Linked DNA regions of Homo sapiens: region 1 is linked to region 2. Evidence: chromatin contacts called from ENCODE Hi-C or POLR2A ChIA-PET data. All regions are on one chromosome and are shown on one strand. The core of a region is the stretch at or near the end of the contact, and the rest is flanking DNA. Distances in the headings are between cores, read along the strand shown.

The links. A loop is a pair of places that touch in the nucleus more often than their neighbours do. ChIA-PET counts read pairs that join two places held with the same protein, here RNA polymerase II (POLR2A). Pooled maps may share reads with other maps.
Region 1: a loop to region 2 is called in a pooled map, with 3 times the contacts of the local background. The contact joins two enhancer-like sites. A Hi-C loop is called at or near these places in 2 of 50 pooled maps. POLR2A ChIA-PET finds 5 or more read pairs at or near these places in 2 of 52 experiments (T-cell and activated T-cell).

Annotation. Positions count from the first base shown.
Region 1 is chr17:64,403,388-64,406,087 of GRCh38, forward strand. No RefSeq gene overlaps it. Among named protein-coding and RNA genes, the nearest start is that of PECAM1, 14 kb to the left of the region's middle. RefSeq lists enhancers at 1,281-1,390, 1,501-1,580. Within about 2 kb of position 1,409, at least 6 of the 41 ENCODE cell types and tissues checked have a DNase peak (open chromatin) inside an H3K27ac peak, as active enhancers do.
Region 2 is chr17:64,055,332-64,058,031 of GRCh38, forward strand. ERN1 (endoplasmic reticulum to nucleus signaling 1) reads right to left here. Exons shown (of 22, transcript NM_001433.5): 12 at 2,471-2,662; 13 at 344-617. Among named protein-coding and RNA genes, the nearest start is that of ICAM2, 36 kb to the left of the region's middle. RefSeq lists enhancers at 1-669, 670-1,413, 1,202-1,321 and a silencer at 1,632-1,681. Within about 2 kb of position 1,385, at least 8 of the 41 ENCODE cell types and tissues checked have a DNase peak (open chromatin) inside an H3K27ac peak, as active enhancers do.

The DNA of each region.
Region 1 (2,700 bases), core at 159-2,658, 350 kb after region 2:
AGCTTTGATGCTGGACTTCCCAAACTCCAGAACTGTGAGAAATACATTTTTGTTGTTTCTTTTTTTTTTTTTTTTTTGAGATGGAGTCTCATTCTTGTTGCCCAGGCTGGAGTGCAATGGCACAATTTCAGCTCATTGAAACCTCCGCCTCCCGGGTTCAAGCGATTCTCCTGCCTCAGCCAGCTGAGTAACTGGGATTACAGGCATGAGCCACCATGCCTGGCTAATTTTGTGTTTTTAGTAGAGATGGGGTTTCTCTGTGTTGGTCAAGCTGATCTTGAACTCCCAACCTCAGGTGATCCACCTGCCTCAGCCTCCCAAAGTGCTGGGATTACAGGCGTGAGCCACCGCGCCCGGCCCATTTTTGTTGTTTCTAAGGCACCCAGTCCAAACAAACTAAGACACCATATAGGGCAACATTCACAGGTTCCAGGGGTCAGGGCCTGATATCCTTGGGGGTCATCAGCAGCCTACCACAGGGGTATCATGACCCATATTACAGATGGGGAGCTGAGGGCCAGGAGGTGAAACATCAACCAAGTTCCCAGCACCACATCTGCCTGCCTGTGTCTGCCTGGCTTGCTACAAGGCTTCTGTGACTGACCTTTTACAGCACCTTTCTGGGCAGAAGGCTCAGACCCAGTCCCTGACCTGACACACATGAGTCATGAGACCAGAGCCAGCTTCATAGATGTGTGACCCGTGCCGTCACAGGGGCCCTGTGCTCAGAAGCTGCCATGCTTGGTTTGATGCCTTGCTGTCGCCACCTTGAAATTCCTGATAATTTTGAATTTTCATTTGCACTAGACCCACAAATTATGTAACTGGTCCTACATGTGACACTGAGCAAGAAAAGGGAGAGTTGAGATGAGGTGGGTAGAAGCTGCCCTGCCCACGGCCTCACCTCAGACCTGAAAAGTACCTGACACCCCGATCCTGCACAGCCTAAATAATTGCATTGTTTTATATGAAAGAAGAACTAGACTTTTTTCCACTTTCGGTGGAAATTATAGGGAGGTATATTTCAGCCAGAACTGTGCAACACAGCAGGTAAGGAAAGTTTTGCAAATGTTTTAAAAGGCCAGATGAGACTGGGCATGGTGGCTCATGTCTGTAATCCCAGCACTTTGGGAGGCCACAGCAGGCGGATCACCTGAGGCCAGGGGTTTGAGACTAGCCTGGGCAACATGGCGAAACCCTGTCTCTATTAAAAAAATACAAAAAGGTCAGGCGCAGTGGCTCATGCCTGTAATCCCAGCACTTTGGGAGGCTGAAGCAGGTGGATCACTTGAGGTCAGGAGTTTGAGACCAACTTGGCCAACATGGTGAAACCCCGTCTATACTAAAAATACAAAAATTAGCCAGGCGTGGTGGCATGCGCCTGTAGTTTCAGCTACTCAGAGGGCTGAGGCAAGAGAATCGAGTAAACCTGGGAGGCGGAAGTTGCAGCGAGCCGAGATTGCACCACCACACTCCAGCCTGGGCCACAGAGCGAGACTCTGTCAAAAAAAGAAAAAAGAAAAAGCCAGCTGAGAGAGAGGGAGGTGATTCCTAAAGCTGCGGAGTCTCCTCTGGGCCCACCTGAGGCAAACCCAGCCTCCACCAAGAGGCAAGTTTTGTGTCAGTTCCCAAGAACTCCAGAAGCCATGTGGGCCACTCCTTCTTCTTTTAGGGGGAGAATGTAGCTGTCAAATATCTCTTCATCTTATTAATAAAGCTAACAAGGAGCCAAGTATTTGTCAAAACCAATGCCAGGGGTCAGAGCAGTGTCCCGCTGATTGCCACAGCTGAAGACAAAGGAAAAGGAAGGAAGACTGTCATCGTCAATGTGGTTGCCATTGCAAAGGTGGCTAGGTGGCCTCTGTCACTGTGGGCTGGGAATCATAGCTCTAGTCTGATGCTAAAAAGGACCATGCAACTGTTCATGGAGCGCACAAATGACTGCCCAGACAACATAAAAAAACAGCATCTGGCCGGGCACGGTGGCTCACACCTGTAATCCCAACACTTTGGGAGGCTGAGGTGGCCGGATCACTTGAGATCAGGAGTTCGAGACCAGCCTGACCAACATGGTGAAACCCCATGTCTACTAAAAATACAAAAATTAGCCGTGCGTGGTGGCACAAGCCTGTAGTCGCAGCTATTCAAGAGGCTGAATCACTTGAACCCAGGAGGCGGAGGTTGCAGTGAGCCAAGATTGCACCACTGCACTCCAGCCTGGGTGACGGAGGGAGACTCCGTCTCAAAAAAAAAAAGGTGTCTGTGTTCCCACTGTGGAAACCTAAGCAGATTGGCTGGACAAACTTTAGAATGACAGGGACCCCAAAAACAGAAAGAAAAGCAAAATGCAGCCTAGTCTATCCCCAGGGGCGGTGGGGTCGTCTGGGGACAACAGAAGGATGAAGGCCCAGGATGAGGCAGAAAGGAGCTGATCTGGGGGTGAGGGAAACAGGGAGAGACTGACTGGTTGACTTTGGGAGGGGTGTCAGGGACGCTGGGGCCACTACCATGACTCTGAGGGAGACACAAGTTTTTCATGGGTTTTTCTCTGTGCAGAGTGGTGTAAGTCTGCTCTCACATCTCCCTTCCAGCAACCTTCAAGCAACCTCTAGTAGAGATTTGAAGTGGGATTTCTTTCTTTTCTTTTTTCTTTTTTTTTTTTTTTTTGAGATAGGGTCTGGATCTGTCACCCAGGTTGGA
Region 2 (2,700 bases), core at 135-2,634:
AGAGGAAAGCAGACCAACTGTGACACTTCCACACTTGGCCACCGGCTGGCCCTGGGAACTCTCTTCAGCCCAATGGGCAGCTCACCTCTGGTCAGCCGCGACGCCCAGCCCTTGTGGAGAAAGACAGGAGGATGGCCAGGGTGGTTCCCAGAAGGCCCTCTGAAGGGGAGATGCCAAGGGATGGGGCAGAAGCCTTCCCACAGAGACCCCCAGAGTGGAAGTTAGAGGAGAACACAGTGAACCCCTGAGAATGGTAGTTTACAATCTTATGGAGACTCCTTGGACTTCTCAGGAGGTGCTCGAATAAAACATAAAATAGCACCAAGATGGCAACTGGCTTTACCTCCATCGTCTTGTTCCAGGGAGGGGCTGCTGCCAGCCTTGGAGGCAGAGCTGCCGGAGCAGAGCGAGTGGTTGGAGGCCCTGGGGGACGTGCTGGGGCTGCTGGTGCCCGAGCTCTCTGAGTACGGGCCAGACGTGTCCAGGAGCTCGCCGTCCTGAGCCGTGTCTCCAGGTGGGTGGAAGGGCAGCTGCTGCTGCTGCTGCTGCAGGAGCTGGATCTTCTCCAGTTCCTTCTGGAACTGCTGGTGCTGGAGCTGCTGCTGCTGATGCATGCTCTGGGAAGAGAAACCCACATCCAGACAAGGGCAGCTGTTCCCACAGGGAAACAAGCAGCTGGGAAGGGACAGGTCCCAGTGGCGGAGGGAGCATGTGTACTTTATGTGACCCAACAGGGCACAAAGAGACCAGTGAGAAGGCACCTGGAAGCAGAATTGCTTCGATGACTGGACGTCTTTCCACCGACTAGTTAGATCCTTGCTCATACAGCCCACTCCCCAACCCTAGGAGGGGCTGGATGGCCACCAGGGGAGGGACTGTGCCCTAGGTTGAGGGCTGTGCCAGTTTCATTCAGTTCTAAAATTCTGTGATTTTCATGAAAGTCTGAGAGTTGTTGCAAAGGTGAAACCAAACAGGAAGCACAGGTAGCATGGCTGAGCCAGTGGTGGGTGAGAGCAAGCCCCAGGTTCGCCACCCACCGTGTCTGTGTGTTGGCTAGAGGCTAGCGCACAGACACTCAGTAATCCAGAGGGGCAGGTGAGGAAGCTCTAGTATTCTAGGTATGCAGAGTACATCTGCATACACATAGCCAGGAGGTGGCAGTGGGGCTGACACATGGTGAGCCTGGCTGAGGTCCTGCTTCCGCCTTTCATCCCACTGCCTTCCCCGAGGCCACATGCCTCTCAAATACTCTGAAGGATTCATTCTGTCATTATCTGAAGTAGCAGCGATCTGTGATCATCCCTACCCATGTGCAGGAGGTGGACTGAAGGGACTTCTGTGAGCCACCAACCCACCAGGGAGTCGTCTCTTCTTCTCTCCACCATGGGGTGGAGTCCTAGAAATGCCGTCTACTAGCTGGGTACCCGTGGGGAAAGTTACTTAGCTTCTCAGGGTCTACTTCCTTCTTTTGTGGACAAGGGATCAATAATAATGACCTCATAGGACTGAGTGAGGTGAAAAGTGAAACTATCAGGTGCAGACGTGCCAGTGGGGAGTGCCATAAAGAGTCTGTCATTCCCATTCCTGGGCGGGTCATTAGCTTCCTGAGCTCTCAGGTAACAGCATCTCGATGCTCTGAGCAACCTGCTGAAGGACCATGCCCCTCACATATTTCATCCCACCCATGGCCTGTTCTGCTACAGAACTTGCTCATTTCCAACTAGGAAGTAAAGGGATGGCCACACTGCCTTTTTCACACAAGCTGATCTCACAGGCAGCTTCTTTTTTCTTTTTTTGGTTCTTCTCCCCAGCAGAAGTTCTAATGGCAGTTTTTAAGGGAGGAAAGGTCTTCATCTATTATCCTTATTCTTTAAAAATACAGATAACTATTCAAAATCATCTTTGAGCAAGGCTTATAAATCAGCTCTTAGCTGAAAAACACTAAGATTTAGGAACAAAATTGTCCTTTTCTGGGAGGCTAGTGTCTCTTTAATTATGTTTTTGAAGATAAACAAACACTGACTTTTTTTTTCTTTTTTTTTGAGATGGAGTCTTGCTCTGTCGCCTTGCTCTGTCGCCCAGGCTGGAGTGCAGTGGTGTGATCTCAGCTCACTATAAGCTCCGCCTCACGGGTTCACGCCATTCTCCTGCCTCAGCCTCCAGAGTGGCTGGGACTACAGGCCCCTGCCACCATGCCCGGCTAATTTTTTGTATTTTTAGTAGAGACAGGGTTTCACTGTGTTAGCCAGGATGGTCTTGATCTCCTGACCTTGTGATCCACCCGCCTCGGCCTCCCAAAGTGCTGGGATTACAGGCGTGAGCCACTGTGCCCGCCCGGCCAACAAACACTGACTTTTAAATGGGGAAAGAAATGTGCTGGTTGTTTTTGTCTGGATCTCACTGACATGAGGCGACAGGCAGAGAAGCCCCAGAAATAGGTGGATGGCAAAGGGGAATTGTTGAGCTTTACCAGGGGATAGGTGATGATGAAGGCCACCCAGCCAATCAGCAGGAAGGTGCTCAGGATGATGGTAGCCATGTCCTTAAGCATGGAGTCCACGGGGGCCTCGGGCCGGGCAGGGGCATGGGCGGGCTTCTCCTCCACATCCCGAGACACGGTGGTAGGTGCGTTTTCTGAAGTCTGGTCAACCAGGTTGATAACCTTGCATGGGAGAGAGTTGCGACATCACTGCAAAATTT